Regions from separate parts of the Mus musculus genome. Here region 2 is linked to region 1. The links are chromatin loops, found by intact Hi-C in ENCODE. Cell type or tissue: heart. All regions are shown on one strand. Each heading gives the region's core, and the rest is flanking DNA. Links, peaks and the distances in the headings are about the cores only.

What was found. A loop is a pair of places that touch in the nucleus more often than their neighbours do. Peaks named below come from ENCODE experiments on the same cell type or tissue, not always from the same donor. Only the 100,000 strongest peaks of a DNase experiment are listed, where the experiment ranks them.
Region 2: a loop joins it to region 1, with 2.7 times the contacts of the local background. A loop is called at or near these places in 4 of 42 quality-filtered maps.

The regions. Positions count from the first base shown.
Region 1 is chr8:76,889,729-76,906,100 of GRCm38, reverse strand. Nr3c2 (nuclear receptor subfamily 3, group C, member 2) reads right to left here and starts at 3,771. Exons shown (of 9, transcript NM_001083906.2): 1 at 3,561-3,771. Gm10649 (predicted gene 10649) reads left to right here and starts at 5,480. Exons shown (of 2, transcript NR_028579.2): 1 at 5,480-5,995. In heart, for the core only: CTCF peaks have their summits at 6,470 (motif pointing left) and 6,790; DNase peaks (open chromatin) are centred at 3,930, 5,320, 5,790, 6,930 and 1 weaker place; H3K4me3 peaks cover 4,117 bases; H3K27ac peaks cover 2,408 bases; H3K27me3 peaks cover 1,353 bases.
Region 2 is chr8:77,038,333-77,046,332 of GRCm38, reverse strand. All of the region lies in intron 2 of Nr3c2 (nuclear receptor subfamily 3, group C, member 2), which reads right to left. Among named protein-coding and RNA genes, the nearest start is that of Gm24838, 100 kb to the left of the region's middle. In heart, for the core only: a CTCF peak has its summit at 3,862; a DNase peak (open chromatin) is centred at 1,252.

The DNA of each region.
Region 1 (16,372 bases), core at 3,442-11,441:
ACCACTGTGTCCCAGATGGACAGTAAAATGCAAATAAAATGTTTAACTATTATACTATAATCAATACTCCATTTGTGAACCTTAAAAACCTACCAATTATGTAGTATGCTTTCACTTAAAGAACATTATTCTATTAATTCTTAATCAAAAATCAATTTCTAAAAAGTAGAAAATAAATCAAATCAGAAAGATTGAGGTAGTAATCTGGCAATTTCAGCCAAAAAAGGTAAATATGGACAAAAACCCAGTAAAAGTTGAAACACACACACACACACACACACACACACATACACACGCACACACATACACACACACATACATGAACTAGGACCCAAATCATTGCTAATAGTGGGCATTTTTTACTCTTCTGAAGACTCATTTAGTCAGAGCAATAAATTTGAAGATGGGGTGAATATTTTTACATGCTGCTTGTTTGTACAGAGACTATTCTGTTCTTTCCCTCCCAAAGATTGATGTATACAGCTGAGATATATGTGTTTTTGGTTCAAATCTATTAACCTTCACAAGAACTATGTGTGTGCTCAGAAGAGAACTCGTGTATATGCATCCTACTCTACATCACCAAACTCATATGCCTCTCCTGTACCATGAGCTCCCCAAAGGCCTTCAAGGGAAGTTGCCCCTTTGTTTCCTCATTAGAAGGCTTCCCAAGGAACCTCCTCCAACTCTCCTAGCTGTAGCCTTCAACCTCCCCTCCATCCTAAGCAACAGGGATGTCTGCCCTGAGTCTGAAGGGGACTCACATAGACCCTTCTCCAGAACTTCACCAGCCCAACTCTCTTCTGGGATAGGTGAACACTGCTTTCTATGAGGTCTCACAATGAAAATCTGGATTTCAAAAGCCCTGGAAGATTTTAAAATGGAGAAAGTAGTGTGCTTTTAATCCAGCACCCCTAAAATAATTTACCTCTGTACATGTTGTTGTTGTTGAGAGGACCTACTAATATCCCGAGTGGGCTCTTGTCACTATTGTCTAAATGAGTCATATGCCAGGTCTATAAATCTCCTTAAAGCTCACAGTAGAATCCTTCCTGGAAGCTGTGGGCACCAGCCACAGTTTCTCTACAGGGAAGCAGCTTATCAGCTAACATCAGACAGCTGATATCAACTTCTGAAGTCCTGGTTCTCCAAACCCTGGACTCCCAAAACATTCTCCTAAAGGCAACTGCATTTCACAGAATTATGGACAGGAATATGGTGAAGAGTTTGCCAGACGCTTTGCTAGAATCTAAATTGGCTTTGTTCAAGGTATCGTCATCTGTCTCCTCACCTACCTCTCAAAGGAAACAGAGATGGTTGGCAACCAACCCAGAAGGGTGGGCAACAACTGGCACGTGAACGATTTCCCTGTAAACACTGTTGTAAAGAGCAGATGCTTTTAAAATAGGATTACTGAAATATTTTATGGTGACTTCTCCTCGGTTATTATTTTAGTATTTTTTTTAATAAACAAATGAGTTAGGTTAGAAATTTATTTCCTGTGTTGTCCAGGAAACTGGGGTTGACATTTTAGAATTGACACAATGATCATGGCTTTGAAGAGTACTTCAGTCAACCTGAACTTACCAATGAATACTAAAAATACAGCTTGATGAGTATGATCCTCATAAAACTTTATCCTGAGGGTAAAGGGAAAGGTTTTTGTTATCTAAGTATAAAATAAAGCAGGGAGTTCCATGAGTACCTAGCTTAGGGAAAAGCAGGCCTCTAAGCTTCCCAGAAACACTGTAGCAGAGACGCTTGGGCCATTGCGGACCTTTATTTCCATGCAAAAGGAACACAAAAATATCCACATAGATAAGGGAAAGCACCAACAGGCTTTACGTGTGTGTGTGTGTGTGTGTGTGTGTGTGTGTGTGTGTGTGTGTATACACATACACGTGCTCATGTTTACATGTATGTGTGCAAAGGACTCACTAATATCCTGAGGGGCACTTGCCACTATTGTCCTAAATGAGCCATATGCTAGGTATACAAATCTCTCTAGAGCTCAGAATTATGTATATATATGCATAAATTAAATTAAATATATTATGTATAATATATTTCCTTAAATACTATTAGCACAAAGGAAACAGTTTAAAACTTTGTTTCATAGTCTGTTAAATTGCCCTATTCCATAACAAAGTAGTTTCTTTTTTTCCCCCCAGGAATTATTAGAGATTCTTGGGAATTTGTATCTTTTCTGGAAACTTTCACTTTTAATGCTGCTCAAAACATATCTGCTTCTTAATGGCATCTTCCCCCTTCTCCCCAGTTATGTTACTGTCCTGGAGTGGTACAGTAGAGACCCATCCTTGAGGGCTGCTTTAGAAGGCAGATAACTTCAGGAAACTAGTTTGAGTTGCTCTGCTCTTCAAGACTGTTACCTTCCCCTCTTATAGATGAAGGATAAACCTGCCAAGGTCACCTAAGAGAGTGGGAGAACCAGTTAGAGCCAAGCACACATGAGTTCTGCTCACTGGCTTGACCCAATGAGCCGCATCAGCTTGCTCTCTCTCTCTCTCTCTCTCTCTCTCTCTCTCTCTCTCTCTCTCTCTCTCTCTCTCTCCTCTCACCTGCCCTCTTCCTTTAAGGAAAAAGCTTTCCATAAAAGAAAAAGCTTTGCTTTAGCTTTAGTCTCTCCTAAACTCCCGAAAGTATTTCATGACACAAATGGTAGGTAGCATGCCATGATGTCAAACGTGGAATTAAAGCTCCAAGGGAGGACTACATAGATGGAGAATGCTGTTATCACTACTATGTAAATATCACCAATAACAGTACCTACAGAGTGAAGACCCGCGATGTTAAGATGCAGCTTGGTGTCTTTAAAACTCAGCGGCTTTAATAACTCTTCTGCTAGCAAAAGTTTTCCGAACTACGATATGATAAATAAATAAAGCAGATGGTATGATGAAGCATTATGATTTAAACCTCGTCTTTTAAAAATTCAGCAGGAAAAGTCATGTACCTAAAACCCATCTGGAAAAGGATGCCACCCAAAGTAGCTTCATCCCTTGTCTGTCCCTGTCCTAAGAATCCCCTAGAGTTTCCCCAAATATAAAGGAACTGGGAACGCAAGATTTTCCAGACCTCGTTCATACAAGATCTATGGTGATCTAGCTCCTTCAACTGCCCTTATCGGCTACACCTCCCACTCAGACTGGGGAGCTTCCGCAATTGATAGATGAAAGAAACATTATTCAAACGTCCTTTAAAATTTGCAAGAGCCAAACGATCTGAAATTCATTTTTGGGGAAAGGGGAGGGTGGTAGACCGCCCACTGCCAAAGGCGGTTAAAAGCCGCTCTTTAGAGGGCATTTATCCAAAGTGGCCAAACTTTCCCAAAATAGTCCTCAGCCAGCCGGGGGTGGGGGGGGGTGGGGGTGGGGAGGGTGTGGGGGATGAAAAACCAAAACAAAACAACAAGCACACAGAACCATACTGACTGTGCCTCCGGATTACGCAGCGGCTTCTCCCTGCAAAGTGCAAGCCACCCTTGCCACAGTCGCACACCGGGCTGGACCAGAGACGCCCCACTGCGCACCCCTACACACCTGCCTTGGCCAGGGTCGTCCTCTCGCCGTCTACCTGTTGCAGTGCTTGCCACCTCCACGACACCCCTGCTGCGGAGCCCCCCTACATCCAACCACATCCAGGCCAGCAAGTGCCGCTCTCCCTGCAGCGGGAGAGCCCAAGACAGCAGCGCTTGGCGCCCAGGTGACTTGCACAAGCTTCCTCTGAGCAGCCTGAAGTTGGCTCTCTTCTCCCGGGCCCAATGACACCCCGGGTGCGCAGGAGCTGAGGGGAGGGGTCAGGGGCAGGGCCGGGGCGGGCCAAGAGGAGGGGGCGGGCGAAAGCCCCGAGGGGGGAGTGGAAAGCCGGCCCTTTTAAACCGGGTCACATGTCCAGAAAGTTCAGGTCGCTGTCCCGCCCGCTGGAGCCATTTCCATTGGCCAAGGGGGAAACAAGGCTCCACGCTGTGCGGGCCAGGCGCGCTTCTCATTGGGCAACAGGGGCTGTCAGTCACCAGGCGGGCGACATGACTGATACAAAGTTGCTGCGACACAGCCTGGACTCCGCAGCTTCCTTAAAGCCGCAGAGGCGGCGAGTTCTCCTGGTTCCCGGAGGTGGCCCCGACCGGGCAACCCCTGCACACGCTACCCTTTAGCCCACTCTGCTCCTTCGCCCCAAACTTCTCACCTACACAACTGTCGCCCCCCCCCCACCCTCCCTGGCGACCACAGCAATCTGGAGAGAAGGGGAAAGCATGGTGACGCTAGAGCAGCCTAGATGGTGAGCCCTTGCTCTCTCCACCTGCAGCGCCAGGTGAGCCACAGCGGTGCACACCCGGCGCCTCCCACAGCGTCCTCAGGCCTAGGACTGCTCGGGTGGGTGTCCCCGGGACCCCTGAAGCTCTGCTCCCGCCCCCTCCCGTTCTCAGAGTTACCTTCCCGCCGAGCAGCCTTAATCTCCGCTGTCGGAGAGACAGAGGATCTCGTTCCCACTCGATTTCAGTTTCCTTGTGTTAACCACGCAGGAAAAGCGGGTGCTTTCAGTGCAGCCAAACCCCTTTAAACACAGCCTTCCTTCCACCCCACCCCCTGCCAAAAAAAAAAAAAAAAGTGCCAGGGTCAAGAGCTGAGGCGCCTGATAATTTTGTTACTGTACTTATACTACTTTAGTCCTGGATTTTTCCACTAGTTCAATATGCAAGAAAGCTTACTATCTCGAGGATATTCACTTTATAATGTGTGAAAGGGGTGCACATAATTGGGGCAGGTATACTGGATGAGGGGAGACACTAAAACTATTTTTTAAGGATCGTTTGTCTGCGCGAAGAAATTTCGACCCCTTTCCTTCGCCCAACCCTGATTTCCCTCCCATCCACCCAAGCACTGCACTTGCTAAGCCGAAAGATGGACTCCTTAACTTTAATTTCTAAGGACTTTTAGACTGGTTTGAGGCTCGTCTTTGGACTCCCCTGCTGGCTGGGAGTCAGCACCAGTGATATACACACCTAAATCTGGTCCCCTGGCCCTTGGCGACCCGCAGGCCGCCGGCGGCAGCTGTGCAGCTTCAGGCTCACCCTCACTCGCCAGGAGCTGAAGCCCCAGAAGGAGGAGGGCATCTTGTGCCCAAAGGCCCCTCCTTTCCTTACAGTTAGTTAAACCTCAGGATCCCGGATCCCAAGCCCAAGGAGACTGGAAGTCTCAGTCACTCCAGCAGGACACTCCCCAGAGGCAAAAGAAACTGCAGCGGAGACGACAAGCTGGTTGGGACTCCAGTGCCCATCAGTCGCCAGCGTAGAGCTGGCCCTGGAGCCCCTACACACATGAATCCCCCGCCGAGTGTCCCAACTTTCCCGGGAGGGTAGCTGTCACGCGCGCTGGGAGAGCACTCTCAGCATCGATCACGCCCGGGGCCGCGCGCGGGTGGCGAGCTGGAGCTAGGGGAGTTCCGGACCCGGCGGCCCGGGCTCGCCAAGCAGCAGTGGCTGCAACTCAGCCAGTGTGGGTATTCATTATTAAAGAAATGGACCGGGCTCTTTTTACTAAGTTTTTATCTCCTTTAGGGAGAGCTGGTTTTGCCCTGGATCGAAGCTCCTTGCAAAATCTAGGTTAGAATGGCACGGAGCAGCCTCCGCGCGCTCGCCAGCCTCCCAGCACCCGTGTCCCGGGCCGGCCTGGCGGGCACCTGGTCTACTGCCGGCAGCCCACCTCCTTGAGCCGACCCGCTTCCCCTCTGCACTGGCCCTGGCACCCCGGGGCCTCTCCCTTGCGTTCCTCGGCCCCCTCCCACCACTGTCGGTGCAAAGTGACAGTTGCTGCACTCACCTTTTCTAGGACATGGTAGGGAGACTGGGGCGGGGGAGGGGGCCAGCGAGACTCCCGCCGCCTCCGCCGCTGCCGCCGTCAACAGCAAGTCCAATACCGGCTGATCGGCAATCAGGATGGAGAGGATAGCAATCCTGGCAGTCGCCCTACTGACGGTGGGTACAGTAATAGAGCGACTGTGCAGATACCCTATTGGAGGCGGCGAGCCAGCAAGCTGGCGAGCTGGAGGCACTAAATTGCGCCTAGGGGGCTCCGAGCACCCGCCGGTCCCCAGCAGTGGCGGCCCGGCTTGGGGCCGGCGGGTCTCCCAGTCTGCTGGTTCGTCCTGCAGTGACTGTGGAGGTCCCGGGAGCCCGCCAGTCCAGCGGTAAGCTCCCGCGCCTGCAGCGGGGAAGCGGGGCTCTCCGCGCCCCCTCCCAGGGCTGGGGTAGCGGGTGACAGCTCAGGCAACAGAGCGTCTTGTGTGTGTGTGTGTGTGTGTGTGTGTGTGTGTGTGCGCGCGCGTTTGTGGGGGCAGCCGCAGGGGGAGCCCTCGGCGCCGTGGCCCCCTCCTCGGTCACACCCTCACTTGCAGTATGAGGCTGTCCAGCGGTCCTGCCACCCGCTGGTGGGAGACAGGGGTGCTGGTGGCTGTCGTCGGAACCCCAGCCACTGACAGCAAGAAGGCCGAGGGAAAACGGAACCCCAGTGCACGCACCCTCTTCTCTTCGCCGGCCCCCAAAGTCAGCCCTGACCTGGCGTCTGGCCTCAGGTGCAGGTGCCACCGGATAGGGAGTGGAGGGCTGGAAAACCAAGAGCGGGCCAGGAGGGAAAAGTTTCTTTCCTGCTCCTCCACTGCCCACCCAGTGAGACAGCTCTTGGGTCGCTGCCCTACCCCCACCGTGGGGGGGGGGGCACCAGGCGGGCCGGGGTGTCTGCGCACCAGGGCGCGTGGGAAGCGACCGCTAGCGACCCCGCGCTTCCATAGCGGCCGCCCGGAGCGCTGCGGGCCCAGAAAGGGGAGAACGGCTGCAACCCTCCCCCGTCGCGCGCCTCCGCGCCTCCCCGCGCGCCCCCGCGCCCTTGCGCCCGCCCGGGCAGACACCTACGCAGATGCGAAAGTGAAAGGCGGGCTCCCTGGCCGGGCGGCGCGGCGCGCGGGCACGCGGCGGTGGGAGGAGGACTGAGCCTGAGCTGCGATCCTGGGGTTCACTTGTCCCCCACGTCCTTCTCACTCTCTAGCCCTTGCCAAATCCTAGCCTCTCACCCCAAGGCACTCAGGTCACCCCAGTCCAGTGAATGTATGTGCGCGCGCCCGTTTTCACTCGCGGGTGTGCGAGATATTCTCTGCTCAAGACTCTTCCAATGCACCGTTACACACGCCCCTAGTTGGAAGTCTGCGGGGCGGGGAAAACTGGTGTCACTAGGAGTACACGCACCTGCTTGCTTGCTTTTTTAGAAATGAGTTAAATAAATCCGGGAATTCACCTCACAACCCTCTTTTCTGGTATGACACTCTTTCCATGGTTTTCTAAGCCCCCCCCCCCCCTCTTCCCAATTCCTTCCTATACAGAGGTGAAAGTTGCTGGTCGCCATTCAAAACGGAACTGTCCTGTTAAAATAATCCCTGCCTTTCTCCAACCCCATTCCCACACTCCCACATCAGCTTAGCTGCTCCACCACCCACAGCGATGACACTTCTCAGTTCTTTGGTGGCTCAACATGGCTTTTTGACATGGGGCAAAACAGTTTTCTTTTCTTCTGCTTTTTATTGGTAAAAATGTTTTCTAGGTTAACTTTTGTGAAGGTATGTCTTAGGTGAGATCAAGAAAATGTTTTCTATAATTTATAATAAAATTTAACTTTATATTCAGCTAACTTAAAAAAGGACAATTTAGAAATATACTGATGTTGGCAGACTGACTGGAAATGCCTCAAAAATAAGATGGATTGATAGTGATGGACTGGTTAAATAAACTGAAAGATGTGTGTGTATATATATATATATATGGCATGTGTATGTAGTATAATAATGGAAGGATCAAATTGCCAGTACAAAAGTTTTCTCCAACTTCCTTGTATGTTTGAAATTTTTTTCATAGTAAAACATTAGATGAAGAGCCACCATTTATTGTAACTGAGATAATGTAAATTCCTTTTCCGAGATTGACATGTTAGGCTTGGATGACTACCTTCCCATTTACAGAGTAAATTTAACACAAGAATTCTTTCCCCACAGATTCCTACCACTACGTTAATCAATGCTTTTAAATACAGATGATGTGATAAAAGTATGGTATAAAATGGAGTTATTATAACTGCAACATTTCAGAAATTTAGGAGATTTCCCCCTATGTTTTTACTTGAGCATGTTACAAATTTTTATCTGTTCCGCCTTTAGGGTTGTTTGATATCAACATCTAAGATTTAATACATATATGTATATTCTTTTGAAACCCCTTTGGGCCAAGATAGAGGGGCCATGTATGTCAGTTTCTTTTATTTCTGGGGAGAGATTTAGAGGATCTTGCAATTATCCATAGGCAAAGTTTTAGGTTTTTCTATTTTTAAATCCTATTCTGAGTATTAAGTTTCCCTTGCATAATCTTGCTTTGCGGGCATTCTGAGAAGACAGCAGCTCAATGCCACACCTCCTTGTGAAGGACAGAGGGAAGGTGGTATTGCTTTTGTAGGACTAGCCCACCAGTGCCCTATCTGAAGGACCCCCATGAGAAGGAGAGAACACTTAGGGGCAGAGTCATTTACATGCCCAGCAGGAATTAGTTCAGTCAGCTTCAGTATGTGTCTAGCAATGCTATTGCTTTGGAAAAGGTATCTTCTAACTAACTTTGTTCTTCTCAACCTTTTAGATAAGCATATTTGTTCTTTGCAAAAGGAGAATTTCAATTTCTTTTGAAAAAGAGATTAAAAATTAAGACATGGACAGCCACAGGGACCTATCACTGTCTTCTATATAGCTGCCAAATGTCCTAAAGCCTCAAGCAGCCACAGACTTCTCTCTCCCTTTAGATGATGAGAGAACATTCACAGGCTGAACCTGAGGACGTCTCCCTCCCCCATCCCATTAGTGTCAAACTCCCTGAGGTTTGCCACAGTAAAGTGCACGACTCAGCTTTTGCAATTTACATGTGTGACATCACATCCTCTATTATGTAACTTCAGAAACAAAGCCTAATATCTAAGTTTGTGTTGGAAAAAAAAATCCTTCCTAGCTCTGTTTTAACTTGAGCAAAGCCACCCCTCAATTCCCTGTTTCCAAACCCATTTTTTCAACAGCTGAAAATAAGCAGGATTTATAAATTGTAAAAGTTTCGCTCACCCCAAACTGAACATCTCTTTCTTATTATATCTTTGTTTGATGACAAGAAAGTTAAGCACATATAGTTTATTTGTATTAATTAGTTTCTTAAGATAAAGGCTAAAGCATTTAGTTATAATTAACTTTGTTAACAAGCCTAGCCATGCTAGGGTTATTTATTTATTTATTGTTTGTTTGTTTGTTTGTTTGTTTAAGCTTTCTCCCTCCCCTGTCTCTTACCAGCTGTTGCAAAGAGTTGAGGAAGACAGGGAGAGCTAGAGAGAGATGGGGGCGGCGTCAGAGAGAGAAGATGAATAGGACAATGATATCAGATCCAGCTTCTTTGTTTATTGCAAAACACACATGTTACAGTTTATAAACACTGCGAGCAAGGAAGAAATTGCAGACTGGAAGATAAATTCAGAACATATTAGAGATTTTGCTGATATCCAAAATTGCCCAAACTCAATTTTCTACACTATTTGGAATATTTGCTTCAGCTTTCATTATTCACTAATTTGAATAATTAATGTGGGATTTGTTTACAGATTGATTTATCTGTCTACCTTTATTCCATTTTCAGGCAGTTTAAATGGAAAATTGACAAACTTCCTCCATTTCTATGGCCAGATTTTGAGATGGGAGAGCACCAAACAGCACACACATCATGATTAGTATGCCATATTATTAGAAGCAAATCAGATTTCATTTGGCTCACACTGAGGGTTTAAATTTAGGAATAATGTACAGTAGTTTAAAAGGGGAGGAACTTAGAACAGTATAGTTTAATAAAAATAAGGACATTTTCATTTTCTCCTCTTTTTTCATATATTCTTGGTGCAGTGGAGAAAATGCATCACCTTTAAATAACTGTGCTAATCTTACATAAATAACTGCAAGGTTGTGTGCTCATTAGGAAACCAGGCAGTTTTGTGGTATAATGCTCAGTATAAGAGCGTGTGCACTCACTCACACACACACACACACACACACACACACACACACACGCACATGTACATACACACACATGCACATACATACACACAGATACACAACACACATATATACACATTCATACACAAATACACACTACACACCACACACATTGAACACGCATACCACAACTTACATACCATACATACACATACACACATGCACATATATATGCACATACACAGATATGCACTCAAATATGCACATAAAAACACATGCACATAGATATATACCCACAGACAAGCACTACATACATATACACCACACACACACATACACACACTATATATACCACATACACATACCATATACACACATACCATAGATATTACACACTTACACACACACACACATACACACACATGCACACACACCTCACATACACACTACAAACATTCAGCTCCCCCATCCCCCACCCCCCACCCCCCACCTACACACACTGAAACACATCGGGCAAGAGTGTGAAGCCTCTGTCTTTGTCTCTGAGATGAAACCCCGTTTAGAATCTCTCACCAGGCCGGCATAGGAGCAGTTTGCTCTTCAGTAGTCAGTGCTATATTTTTAGCAGCATGTTAACAGCTGTCAGTAACAACTAAGACAACATTTTGATCAACAATCTTTTTTTATTCTACCAAAGACGATTGCAAAAACAGTGCTTCAATATTTAACTGTTAAGCCATTAACAAGAAATAATGTCTTATGATAGGAAATGCTACATACACATAGAGACAGGTGTAAGGTAACCGAAGAAAATGAGGCCTAATAGATTTTTTTTTCCATTTTGGGTCTTCTGAGGCCAGTATACATATAATAAAGGTAACCGTTCCTGAAGGTGTGGTCCATGTCAGGAAGAGAAACAGTGTAATACAACGGTGCTAGATTCTTGTCACACATTGTCCCATATTTGCAAATGGGTGGAGCCTAGTTATGGGGGCAGAGAACGTGACTAGAATCTTTCCCTGACAGAGTTTAGAAAGGGAAGGCATCATATGTCAGATATATGACCCTGCAAACAGCAGACAGAAAAAGTAAGACACCTCATGCCAGATGTCATCATTATCCTTAAAGACAATCGTGGCGATCTGTGTATCTGTGTAACTGTGTGTATGTGGTACAGGGATAACATGTTACAGGGAATGTATTACAGAGCAAATGAACCAAATCTCCTATGTGTGTCATGTGCAGCTTCCCCAAACTGAGTGATTTTGGCTACAAGAGAAATGGAGGTATTTGTATTTTCCTTCATAAGCCTTTGGAGTCATCTTACTTAGAGGTCACCTGCTCAGGTCAAGTGCTTAATCACAGTTGTGAGTTTCTCCCAAAGCAGGCAGCTAAGTGTTTCAACTTCATTTAGGTGGCAGGGTGGAGAAGCTGTGTATTCTTACATCAAATAGCATTTTTATTGCAAGACTTTGTTCACTAATCCTGTTGGGGTTTCATTACTTCTCTTAATAGGCAGTATTTTAAATTATATGACAGACTTTGTTTCTCTTTTTTTTTTCAATTTTTATTATTTCATTTATTCACATTCCTGTCACTGCTCCCCCTCTTTGTCCCTCCTCCCACAATCCCTCATCCCATTCCCCACCCCCCCCCCCCCCCCCCCGGCTCCAGAAGGGTGCTCTCCCTTCAACAAGCCTCCGCCTTCCCTGGGGTCTCAAGTCTCTCAAGGATTAAATGCATCTTCCCCCACTAAGGCCTGACCAGAAAGACCTCTGATACATTTGTGCTAGGGGCCTAGGACTGGCCCATGCATGCTCCTGGTTTGTGGCACAGTCTCTGGGAGTTCCCTGGAAAGACTGCTGGTCTTCCTATAGGGTCAACTCTCCTCTTCAGCTTCTCCAATCTTTCACCTTATTCAACCATAGGGGTCGCTGACTTCAGTCCAATGGTTGGGTATAAGTATCTGCTTCTGTCTCAGTCAGCTGCTGGTAGAGCTTCTCAGGGGACAGCCACGTCAGGCTCCCATCTGTAAGCATATCATAGCATCAGTAATAGTGTCAGGCCTTGATGCCCTCCATGAGATGGATCTTATGTTGGGCTGGTCATTAGTCTGCCTTTTCTTCAGTCTTTTCTCCATTTTTGTCCCTGCAGTTCTTTTAGACAGGAATGGTTCTCAGTCAGAAATTTTAACTGTGGGTTAGTAACCTAGCCTTTCTGCTGAGGCCCTGATTGGAAGTTTGAGTTGCCTCTTCCCAATGTTGGGCATTTTGGCTAATGTCACCCTCTTTGAGTCCTTAGAGTCTCTCACCTCCTGGGCCTCTTGTACTTTCTAGAGGATTCACCACCCACCTACCCTACTCCCATGCTGCTTATCTCCATTCATTTGCTTGGCCCCCTGGGCTTCTCTCCTGCCCCCCATACCTGATCCTGTTCCTCCTTTCCCTCCCCCTCCCCTCTCCCAATCAGGCCTCCTGGGATCATTTCTTCCCCTTTCAAAGTGGAATTGAAACATCCTCACTTGGGCCTTTCTACTTGTTATACTTCTTACAGTATGTGGGTTGTATCCTAGGTATTTTGAACGGCTAATATCTACTAATCACGGGTACTTATCTTTTTGTTCTGAGTTACCACACTCAGGATGATATTTTCTAGTTTCACCCATTTGCCAGCAAAATTCATGAGCCATTGGTGTTCTGTTTAGGAAGTTTCCCCTGTGCCAATGAGTTCAAAGTTCTTTCCCACTTTCTCTTCTATTAGATTCAGTGTATATGATTATATGTTGAGGTCCTCTATCCATTTGGATTTGACCTTTGTACAGACCGCTAGTTAGACCAGCACCATTTATTGAAGATGCTTTCTTTTTTTCCACTGTATATTTTTGGCTTCTGTATCAAAGATCATAGGTGTGTGGGTTTACTTCTGTGTCTTCAGTTCTATTCCATTGATTGACCTCTCTGTTTCTGTAACAATACCATACATTTTTGTTGTTGTTTTGTTTTAATTTAATTTTATTTTATTTTTATCACTATAGCTTTGCAGTACAGCTTGAGATCAAAGAGAGTGATTCCCTTGGAAGTATTTTTATTGTTGAGAATTGTTTTGGCTATCCTGAGTTATTTGTTTTTCTATATGAGGTTGATTATTGCTCTTTTTATGTCTGTGAAGAAGTGAGTTGGAATTTTGATGGGGATTGCATTGAATCTGTAGATTGCTTTTGGTAAGATGGCCATTGTCACTGTGTTAATCCTATCAATCAATGAACATGGGAGATCTTTCCATCTTCTGAGGTCTTTGATTTCTTTTTTCAGGGATTTGTAGTTCTTGTTGTACAGATATTTCAGTTGCTTGGGAAGAGTTACACCAATATATTTTATACTATTTGTAGCTATTGTTTCCCTAATTACTTTCTCAGCCTGTTTATCATTTGTGTAAAGAAAGGCTCCTGATTTAATTTTATACCTTCCCCCTTTACTGAAGTTGTTTCTTAAGTTGTATGAGTTTTCTTGTGGAATTTTGGGGTGCTTTCATATATAGTATCATATCATTTGCAAATAGTGATACTTTGACTTCTTCCTTTCCAATTTGTATTCCCGTGATTTCCTTTTGTTGTCTAATTGCTCTGGCTAGAAAGTTGAGTGTTATATTGAAGAGAATGGGCAACCTTGTCTTGTCCTGGATTTTAGTGGAATTATTTCTAGTTTTGCTCCATTTAAGTTGATGTTGGCTGTTGGTTTGCTATATCTTGCTTTTACTATGTTTAGGTATGTGCCATGACTTCCTGATCACTCCAAGACATTTAATGTGAAAGGTGGGGTGTTGCATTTTGTCAAAGACTTTTCCAGCTTCTAATGAGATGATCATGTGCCTTTTTCCCTTGAGTTTGTTTATATAGTGTTTTACCTTGATGAATTTTTGTATACTGCACCATCTCAGTATCCCTGGGATGAAGCCTACTTGATTATGGTGAGTGAAGGTTTTGATGTGTTCTTGAATTCAGTTTGCAAGAATTTTATAGAGTATTTTTGCATTGATATTCATAAGTGAGATTCTCTTTCTTTTTTGGGTCTTTGTGTAGTTAGGTATTTATTCCTTCATAGCATGAATTAGGTAGTGTTCCTTCTGTTTCTATTTTGTGGAATAGTTTGAGGAGTATTGGTATTAGCTCTTCTTTGAAGGTATAGCAGAGTTCTGCACTAAACCCATCTGGTCCTGAACTTTTTTTGATTGGGAGGTTTTTGATGGCTATTTCTGTTTCCTTAGGGGTTATAGGACTGTTTAGATAGTTTACATTATCTTGACTTAACTTTGGTACATGGTATCTGTCTAGAAAACCATCCATTTCATCTATACTTTTCCAGTTTTGTAGAATATAGCTCCTGTAGTAGGTTGTGATGATTTTTTGAATTTCCTCAGTTTCTGTTGTTATCTCTCCCTTTTCATTTCTGATTTTGTTAATTTGGATACTGTCTCTGTGCCCTTTAGCTAGTTTGGCTAAAGGTTTATCTATCTTGTTGATTTTCTCAAAGAACCAGCTGTTGGTTTTGTTGATTCTTTATTATTGTTCACTTTGTTTCTACCTGGTTGATTTCAGCTCTGTGTTTGACTATTTCTTGCCCTGGACTCCTCTTGGGTGTATTTGCCTCTTTCTGTTTTAGAGCTTTCAGGTGTGCTGTTAAGTTGCTTGTATTGGATCTGTCCATTTTCTTTATGAGGGGACTTAGTGGTATGAATTTTCCTCTTAGCACTGCTTTCATTGTATCCCATAAGTTTGAGTATGATGTGTCTTTGTTTTTGTTGTGGTCTATAAAGTCCTTGATTTCTTTATTTCTTCCCTGACCAAGTTATCATTGAGCAGAGAGTTGTTTGGTTTCCATGAGTATGTGGGCTTTCTGTTGTTTTTGTTGTTACTGAAGTCTAGCCTTAGTCTGTGGTGATCTGAAAGAATGCATGGGATTATTTCAATCTTCTTGTATCTGTTAAGGCTTGTTTTATGTCCAATCATTATATCATCAAATTTGAAGAAGGTTCCATGAGGTGCTGAGATGATGTATCCTCTTATTTTGTGATGAAACGTTCTGTAGATATCTGTTAAACCTATTTGGTTCATAACTTCTACTAGTTTTATGTGTTTCTGCTGAATTTATGTTTCAATGACCTGTCCATTGATGAGAATGGGGTGTTGAAGTCTCCCACTATTATTGGGTAATGTTCAATGTGTGTTTTGAGCTTTAGTAACATTTCTTTTCCAAATGTGGGTGCCCTTGCATTTGGGCCATAGATGTTCAGAATTGAGACTTTCTCTTGGTGGAATTTTCCTTTGATGAATATGAAGTGTCCTTCCCCATCTCATTTGATAACTTTTGGTTGAAAGTCTATTTTAACAGATATTGGAATGGCAACTCCAGCTTGTTTCTTGGGACCATTTACTTGGAAAATGTTTTTCCAGTCTTTAACTCTGAGGTACTGTCTGTCTTTATTACTAAGGTGTGTTTCTTGTATGCAGAAAATGCTGGATCCTGTTTACAAATTTTTGTTTGTGTCTTTTTATTGGGAGTTGAGTCCCTTGATGTTGAGAGATATTGAAGACAGATTATTGTTAGGACTTGTTATTTTTGTTGCTGGAGGTGGTATTATGCATTCTCTTCTTTTGACTTTGTTGTCAAGTGTTTAATTTCTTGTATTTTCATGGATATAGTTACTCCCATTGTATTGGAGATTTGTTCCAGTATTCTCTATTGGGCTGGATTAGTAGAAAGATAATTTAAATTTGGTTTTGTCATGGAATAACTTGGTTTCTCTATCAATGGTGATTGGCATTTAGCTGGCATGTGTGTTCTCTTAGGGTTTGGAAAACATCTGTGGAGGATCTTCAGGCTTTTAGAGTCTCTGTTGAGAAGTCTAGTGAAATTCTGACAGGTCTACCTTTATATGTTACTTGGCCTTTTCCTTTACAGCTTTTTTTTCTTTTTTTTTTTTAATTACATATTTTCCTCAGTTACATTTCCAATGCTATCCCAAAAGTCTCCCACACCCCCCCCCCCACTCCCCTACCCACCCATTCCCACTTTTTGCCCTGGCGTTCCCCTGTACTGGGGCATATAAAGTTTGCCTGTCCGGTGGGCCTCTATTTCCAGTGATGGCCGACTAGGCCATCTTTTGATACATATGCAGCTAGAGTCAAGAGCTTCGAGGTACTGGTTAGTTCATAATGTTGCACCTACAGGGTTTCAGATCTCTTTAGCTCCTTTTACACTTTCTCTAGCTCCTCCATTGGGGGCCCTGTGATCCATCCAATAGT
Region 2 (8,000 bases), core at 1-8,000, 140 kb before region 1:
AGAAAGCAACTGCTGTGGTACATCAGGGCCTTGCAGGTAGTTGATCTCTGTGCAAACTCACTGCTAGCTTCAAGTTTCCTAACAAGCACAGCTAAATACTCCCATTTTAAGCTACTTTCCTACAATCACAACGGTACCTTAGTCCTGCACTTTTAGTAGGATTCCCAACATTATGTATTACTGTTACATATCTGTATAAGTAAAAGGGATATTTAATTTGAATCGTCAATTTGACTGGATTAAGAAATACTGAGGCCACTAGAAAAGTTCCCCTTGGGCATTGGGTAGACATTTCCAGACTGACTTAGGTGGGAGGGGATCAGCTCCAAATGTAAGTGGCACAAAGCCAAAGGCTAAATAAGTGTGGAAGAAGCCAGCTCAGCCCTAGTATCCCCACTCTTCTGCCTTGTGATGTAATAAATGTGAACAGGTAGCTTCTTGCCTCTGTGACCATGGTTGGCCCAGCTGGGATGCTGGTCCACAATGACCTTGTTTCCCAAGAACTGTGAGCCATGTGAGCTGCAATACACTCTTCCTTCCCCAAAATGATTTTTGTTAGATATTTGGGAAAAAGTGAACTAATGTAAAAGACACATGCTTATTGCTATGATTTACTGTGTGGCACTTAAACTGTCTGGAAATATTTTACTTATAATATCCATATTTTCAAAGAATAATCTTTCAACTCGTTTTCTATTGTGATTTAAGACAGGTACAGGTACCTCAGCTTGAGGTGGTATAGACTTCAAGGTATTATTATGATCCTTGTATTTTTATTCTAGCTCAAAAAGCTTGTTGATATTTTTTAAAATATATTGCTTAACACCATTAACCAAATTATGACAAAAGAAGTATTCTCATACTAGTGGTAAATATGAAAATTTAGAACACTAATTTCATGTATGCACAAAAATAAAAATTAGGAAGAGGAGAAGAATTTACAATTTTGTCTCCATTCAGATATTCCTCAAATCAAGGTTTTTCTTTAAAAGAAAATACTTTCAAAGATCATTTTGCTACCCTTTGGAACTCAGTGTTTAGAAGTACTGAAAGGCAAGAGTAAGAATAAATGCTATTTTGGGTAAGACCACAAATTCACACACAGCCCAGGTTGAGACCCTGACTTCTCGTAACCAGTCTCCAGGGCTTGAACGCCTTCCACCCACGTGCCAGAAACTGATGTTTCTGGCCTGTGTGCCGCTTTATCTCCTCTTCCCACCACCGAGACGAGCTTATCTTGTGACCTAGGTTGGCTATCATATTGAGACACACGTGCACGCACACGTGCACACGTGCACACACTGCCAGTCTTCCACAGCGACAGGCACTCTGCTCTGGGTAAACAGCTTCTGCACTGTGCTCCACAGTAGGCTCAGAGCAATGGAATCAAGCGATTGCAGATCAAAAGTCCAGAAACTGTAAGCTAAACAAACCACTCCTCCCATAAACTGCTTCACTGCAGGTATTTTTGAATAATTTAAAAAAAGGTGACTAATGCAGCAATCATGACAGTAATCAGACACAGGATGACCTTGAGAAGGTCACTTGGGGTCTTTCCTCCTCCTTACACCAATGACAGAAATGAGCTTTTATTCAATAGCATCTATAATCTTAAAGATTGTTTTAAAGGAAGAAAGGAATTAGTTCCCAATGCCAATTCCCTTACTATGCTCTGGTATGAGTTAAGATGGCCCCAGATTTCTGGGAATTGACCCCCAAAGCAACCTTTGCCACTGTTCCCCAAGATCAATATTCTAGATCGGAAAAGCCAGAAAAAAATATCTTCTCCTGTCCCATTATATTTAGCCATAGAAAAGAATGCCATCGAATCGGCATTTTTACTTCTTTTCTCTCCTCAGTCAGAGACACTCTATCTTTCATGATCACAGAATCACAGAAGTGAAATGACTCCATTTGGAAGGAAAATGGTTGCTTTTACGGATTTGCCATCTTCATGATTCTGACCAAGCAGGGCTGCACACAGACAGTCGTCACAGGGAGACACCTGAGAAAGCTCCCTCCTATACCAGACAGAAGGGTACACTAGCTGCTAAACTCATTTTACCATAGAAACCACTGGGTAGGTGAATGATGCTGAGGTAGGTGTCCCCTACTAAAATACTCTAAGCCTTCAAGGCGTGTCCAGTATTTCAACACTGTGACACAATGTTCTATGGAGTTCACGCTCCAGAGCCACAAAATCAGGTTAGAAAAACAAATCACAACATCTCAACATTTTAAATGAGTGTGTGATTTTGTGTTTTTCCATATTTATAGCTAACATGGCTTTCTTGTAAGCTATGAACTGTAGGTTAGACATGCTTATAAGATGTAACTTTACAATACTGCAAATTTGTGTTTAAAATACCACATATGAGATATTTCATTGAAAGTGAAATGCAATGGCCACTTCTGAGCATAGTAATCCCAGCATATAGTAATAAAGACTTTTTAATTCTGTTTTCCTGGAGACACGCCTTCCCTGTGTAGCCTTGGCTTTCCTGGATCTCACTCTATAGACCAGGCTAAACTGGAACTCAGAGACCCACCTGCTTCTGCCTCCCACTGTGGGATTAAAGGGCTGGGACTTTTGAAATTGTTTTACAATGTAGCCAAACAGTAGGCAATACCCCCTCTGTGTATTTAGACAAGCAACCCCACAAGCTATCCACTAGCCATACACAAATAGTAAGATCTAGACCTCAGTCACCGAGTTGCGTAGCCATATTCAGGTATCTGAAACATACATGTTGCTAGCAGCTTTCATGTTAAAAGACACAGAATGAACATGTGGATTGACGGAGAGTGCTACTAGACAGTGCTATGAGACAATCATAATAAAATATTTTGAAAATTAATGAATCAAGGAATGTTTGCCTTAGCTTATGATCAAAAGCCCACTAAAGCATGTATTTCCACATAAACCTTGAATAAGATTCATTCTTCACCACAGCCTTCCACTGCCTCTTGTCTGTAGCCTCTATGGTCTTTAATCACTTCATTTCTTCACGTAAAACAAGCAAGAGAGAGAATCCATACAAGTTTGCAAAGTGTCTACATTTTGTAATTTAAAATGTCATAAAATATAGAAGTAATGTAGACTAATCCATAGCATCCAAGCAGACCACAGAACTCTTGAAATTATATCTACACATTTTAAAGCCACACACTACACATGGCTAAGATGAAAACGGTGGGCAACATTGGGGGTTGGCGAGGAGATGATGGAAGAGGAAGTCATAGTTGGTGAGACAGCAGCTGTTTCTTCTAACATTCCACATACATGCGCACCAGAATCCAACGACATTCAGTCCCAAAGGTATCAATGATACGGTGTGGATAGAAGGACTTGTAGTAGAAATTCACTCAAGGAAGCAGCTTATCAACAAGGAATGATAAATAGCCTCAGGTTTAGACAATGGGTATTATGTCATAAAAACTTAGGTATAACAAAATCAAATATTTAAAACACAATGTTAAGTGTAAGAACATAACACTGTATGGTTTTATTCACCTGAAGTTCTAGGGTGCTCCAACTACATATGTAACTCACAAAGCTAAACAAACCTTACAGGGATGGGATAAGGGACTTTATTGAGTTGATTGGAGGGTGTTGGCTTTAACCAAATAAAGGAAAGACATACATTAAGAACAAATTAACTGCTATTTAGTTCCATTTTATTTAAAAGGCACAGCTAACTTTAAAATTATTAAAGGGAAATTACTCTGTAGTTTGACAATATGATCGAATGATTGATGTGCCATCAGAGTGCTCTCTGCAGGGAGCACCTCATTTTGAGTCTGTCTGTGGTCCTTCAATGTCAGTGCCTGGATGCCCAGAGTCCTAAGTGCACAGTCTACTTAGCAGCCAGCAGAGGGGCACAAACACTTGTGCATCCACTGTCTTCCATAACACAAAGCTTTCCTCTGTCTGCTTCACTGCTAATGAGCACACAATATATAGCTTGCTTTCTCTAATATTTTCCATACCCTGTACTTCTTTTTTTATTTTTATTATTTATTTTTTACCCTGTACTTCTTGAGTGGTTGATGAATTGATAATAAAAATTGTCCTAATCTGCAAACTAATGGAAATATCAGCAAAGTACTTTAGCTTTTCCAGGATGCCAGAAAGCTCCACTGAAAAGGGTAAGGAAGAGGTTAGCCATGGTCCATTTTAGTTATGCACATTTTAGCTTCATGTTTTTTCTATTTTTTATTTACTTATCTATGTGTTAGTGTGTATGGATGTGAGTGAGTGTGTGTGTGTGTGTATGAATGTGTGTGGGAGTTCCTACGGACCTATGCGAACATGTGGGGTCCAGAGGGACACCCTGGGTGCCAGTCAGCTCAATTTTTGGGGACCTGAATTGGGAGCTCATTATTCTTGCTAGCTACCGACAGGTTCCAGAATCTGCCTGTCTCTAGCTCTCCAACGCTGAGGTCACAATTGTATGCCGCTGCACACAGGTTGGGGGCTTGAACTTGGGTCTTCAGGCTTGCATGGGAAGAATTTTACCAAATGAGCTCTTTTGCTTGAGACCATCTATCTCTTAGATCTAAGAAGAAATTGAAATGTCTCTCCTCCATTGCCTTCTGTGTAGAGAGAGCAGTCTTTAAAGCCAGGGACAAAATGAAGGCACACCAGTACAAGAAGCCTTTTAGAGGCAGAGGACGGGAATTTCCCATCAGGTTATGATGCTCAGGTATGCTCCATTTTCTGGTCCCGTCCACATGGGATACACAGTACCATATTTGAGGACTGAACACAGTCCTCAACTGTGTTTTGAACATCCAAAATTTAAAAATTGCAGTTTTGGGTAAACCTTTAAAACAGTTTTCTGCAGTTCACATGAAGTTCCTGTTTTTCTGGGCAAGATGGCGCAAGGTTTTGTTCCAATGATCCAGGATGTGGGCACAGGAAGATCATGAGATGAGGCTAGTATGGGCTGTTCCTGGAGAGGACACTTCCCTGACTGAGCAGAACTAAAGAAGGGTGAAGGTTTTGTGAGAAGTTTTGGAACTTAGAAATGGAAAAGCCTTCCTCTTGGTCACACAGGTGAGCATCTCCAAGGAGCACGAGCTCTCATCGTGGCAGTGTGTCCGGCTCCAGCTGTTTCTACTGCATACAGCACTCAGCTGCTCTCCCAGTTCTTAGGAAGAGGCTCCTGGGAGCAAGGGCACCATAGGAAGGACTCTGCAGCTAGACTTGAGAAAGACAAAAGTTGATTCTACTTTAAAAATGAAACAGTGCATGATCACTGTCTGGCCAGCAATGCCTGATACTGAGCTGTTTCGTGTTTGTCTGCAGAAAACTTTATAGTTCATGGATTTGTTTCCATGAATGGATTTTCCCCTTTCACACCGAATGGTGTTCTATGCAACCTTACCCACATTTTCAACAAAGCTATTAGAATAGATCAAATCGTTATCCAGCAAAGAAACAAGAAGTAACATCCTATTTGAGGTTCAACATACTTTCTGCTTACACAATACTATGCATGCCTTAGCTCTTTTAAGCACCCTTGGATTCAGATGTCTTGTTATATATTCCTTTATGGAGCTGACCCCAAGCTTTCTACATACCGAGGATGATCCTGTCTCTGCCTGCTGGGTGCTGGCATTATAGGCACGTGCTTCCATGGCTGGCTTATAAAGAGCTGGGGAGAGAGCCCCAGGCTTGTCTGCGCTAAGCAAATCCTCTCTCCATTGAGCAGCTCCATATGGATTTCATCTTTGCCAGGTGAGTGGTTTTCTTAAGCATGTAAGGCCAACTATTGTTCCTGTATCTGAGTATGTCTGCTAAGTCCTTTCTTCCAACTTTGTCTAAAGATCAAAAGACTGAAAATATAAACTAGATGTTTTTTTTTTCTGGCTTAGTAAATCGTAACTTCATCTTTATAACATGATTCTGAGATATGATGGATACAAAGCATTGAAGTTTCTGTGCAAATGCAATACGAATTATTTTCAACCTCTCAGTTGTGGATGAGGAAGGAGAACATTAAATATATTAATTAAGGAAACAGATTCATAAGGATAATATTAATGTGCCAGTGAGTTATAATAAATGATTTTCAAATGAGTCCTCTGGAGTTAATGTAAAATGTTATCACATAAATATATATACAGCATTAAAAATGGATTATAGAACTATAACTTATGGGACAAACAAGAAAAAAGAGAAAAAGTAGAAAGGATAGCCCATAGGTAAGAAATAATAGTTATTTTTAACTAAGTAACTTCTTTTAATCCATTAATGGGTTAAATATGAGAGCTTAAGTAACAGCACTCTTCCTTAGTTTGCATCCCAGCATATTAACTTTATATAAGAGGGTTAGTCACATGAATGCTTTTGACTGTTTAGAGCTTTCAAATTGTTTTTTGTTATTTCTTCCTTCTTAATAAGAAACATCACACAAAAGGGTTAATAATTGTATTACATTAGATTACGTGAAAAAGCAAAGGATAAAATGTGAAAAAATGACAGTTACCGTTCAAGGAGTTTTCCCAAATTAAGATTTTTCTATTGAAATCCCTCTTGAATCTGCTGGTTTTGACAACTACAGCTCTAACTTATCATAGCATTATGTTTTGCAGTAATGATTTAAAAAAGCCTGTCACTAATTCTTTATGGTGTTTTTATTATTGAGGTTTATAATTTCCAGCACAACTGCCCAGGTTCGCAGGTAGATCAGATATACGTGGCCAGCAGCAAGGCTCACGTGGGGACTCAAGAGAGCATGATAGACAGATGTCTTCAGGACAGTGGTTTACACTACCTTTTATTTGTAAATCACAAGAATTTGTGTTTCATGAATGTTTTTAAGTGCAAACTATAATAGGCAAATAGGAGTGGATCGTCACAAAGGTTCAGGTTTTTAAAAAATGCCATTGAGACAGAGCCACCACTGTGGAGGAGGCAGAGCCATGTTCCTAGCGAACAGGGAGACCAAAGACTGGAGTGGCAAGAGACAGCAGCAGCAGTGTGTCCTCAGAAAGGCGGTTCAGAAGAGCACTGTATTCTGGAAGTCTGTGCCTGGGGAAGGAGTATATAAACCCAAGCTCTGCTTCAAAGAGGAAAAAGGCATCTACTGAATATGCTCCAAAAGAAAGGAAACTTAATACCTTTGATGGACGAATCAGAGAGGGCTGGAGACAGGTGTGGGCCAGGAGGAAGCCACAAAGGTTAACAGGTTGGGGGGACTCCCAACAGGGTGCTTCTAGACTGCTGCTTCTGTGGGTTGGGGATATAGTGCCCTTCATGCTACTAAAGAATTCTGAATAAAGTTGTCATTGATTGTGTTAATTAGAAGAACTGGAAGAATTGCATACACTAGCAAGCGTTGTCTGAAAGGACCCTGATATAGTTGTCTCTTGTGAGACTAGGCCGGGGCCTAGCAAACACATAAGTGGATGCTCACAGTCAGCTATTGGATGGACCACAGGGCCCCCAATGGAGGAGCTAGAGAAAGTATCCAAGGAGCTAAAGAGATCTGCAACCCTGTAGGTGCAACAACATTATGAACTAACCAGTACCCCGGAGCTCTTGACTCTAGCTGCATATGTATCAAAAGATGGCCTAGTCGGCCATCACTGGAAAGAGAGGCCCATTGGACACGCAAACTTTATATGCCCCAGTACAGGGGAACGCCAGGGCCAAAAAATGGGAATGGGTGGGTAGGGAAGTGGGTGGGGGGAGGGTATGGGGAACTTTTGGGATAGCATTGGAAATGTAATTGAGGAAAATACGTAATAAAAAATATTTTTAAAAAAAGAAGAAGAACTGGAAGAGATGTAAAGTTCTCGCCAGGTGTCAAAGCAACTGTGTCTGGCACCATCTGATAACTGGAGTAAAGAGGCTAGTCTATATTTTCTAGAAAAGAACAAATGTAAACATAAACAAATATAAATATATACAAGCACATTGGAAAAATGAAGTTTGAAAATTGTGCTTTTAATTCTATGGGGAGATAGTCCTAAAAAATTAAAAGATGTCT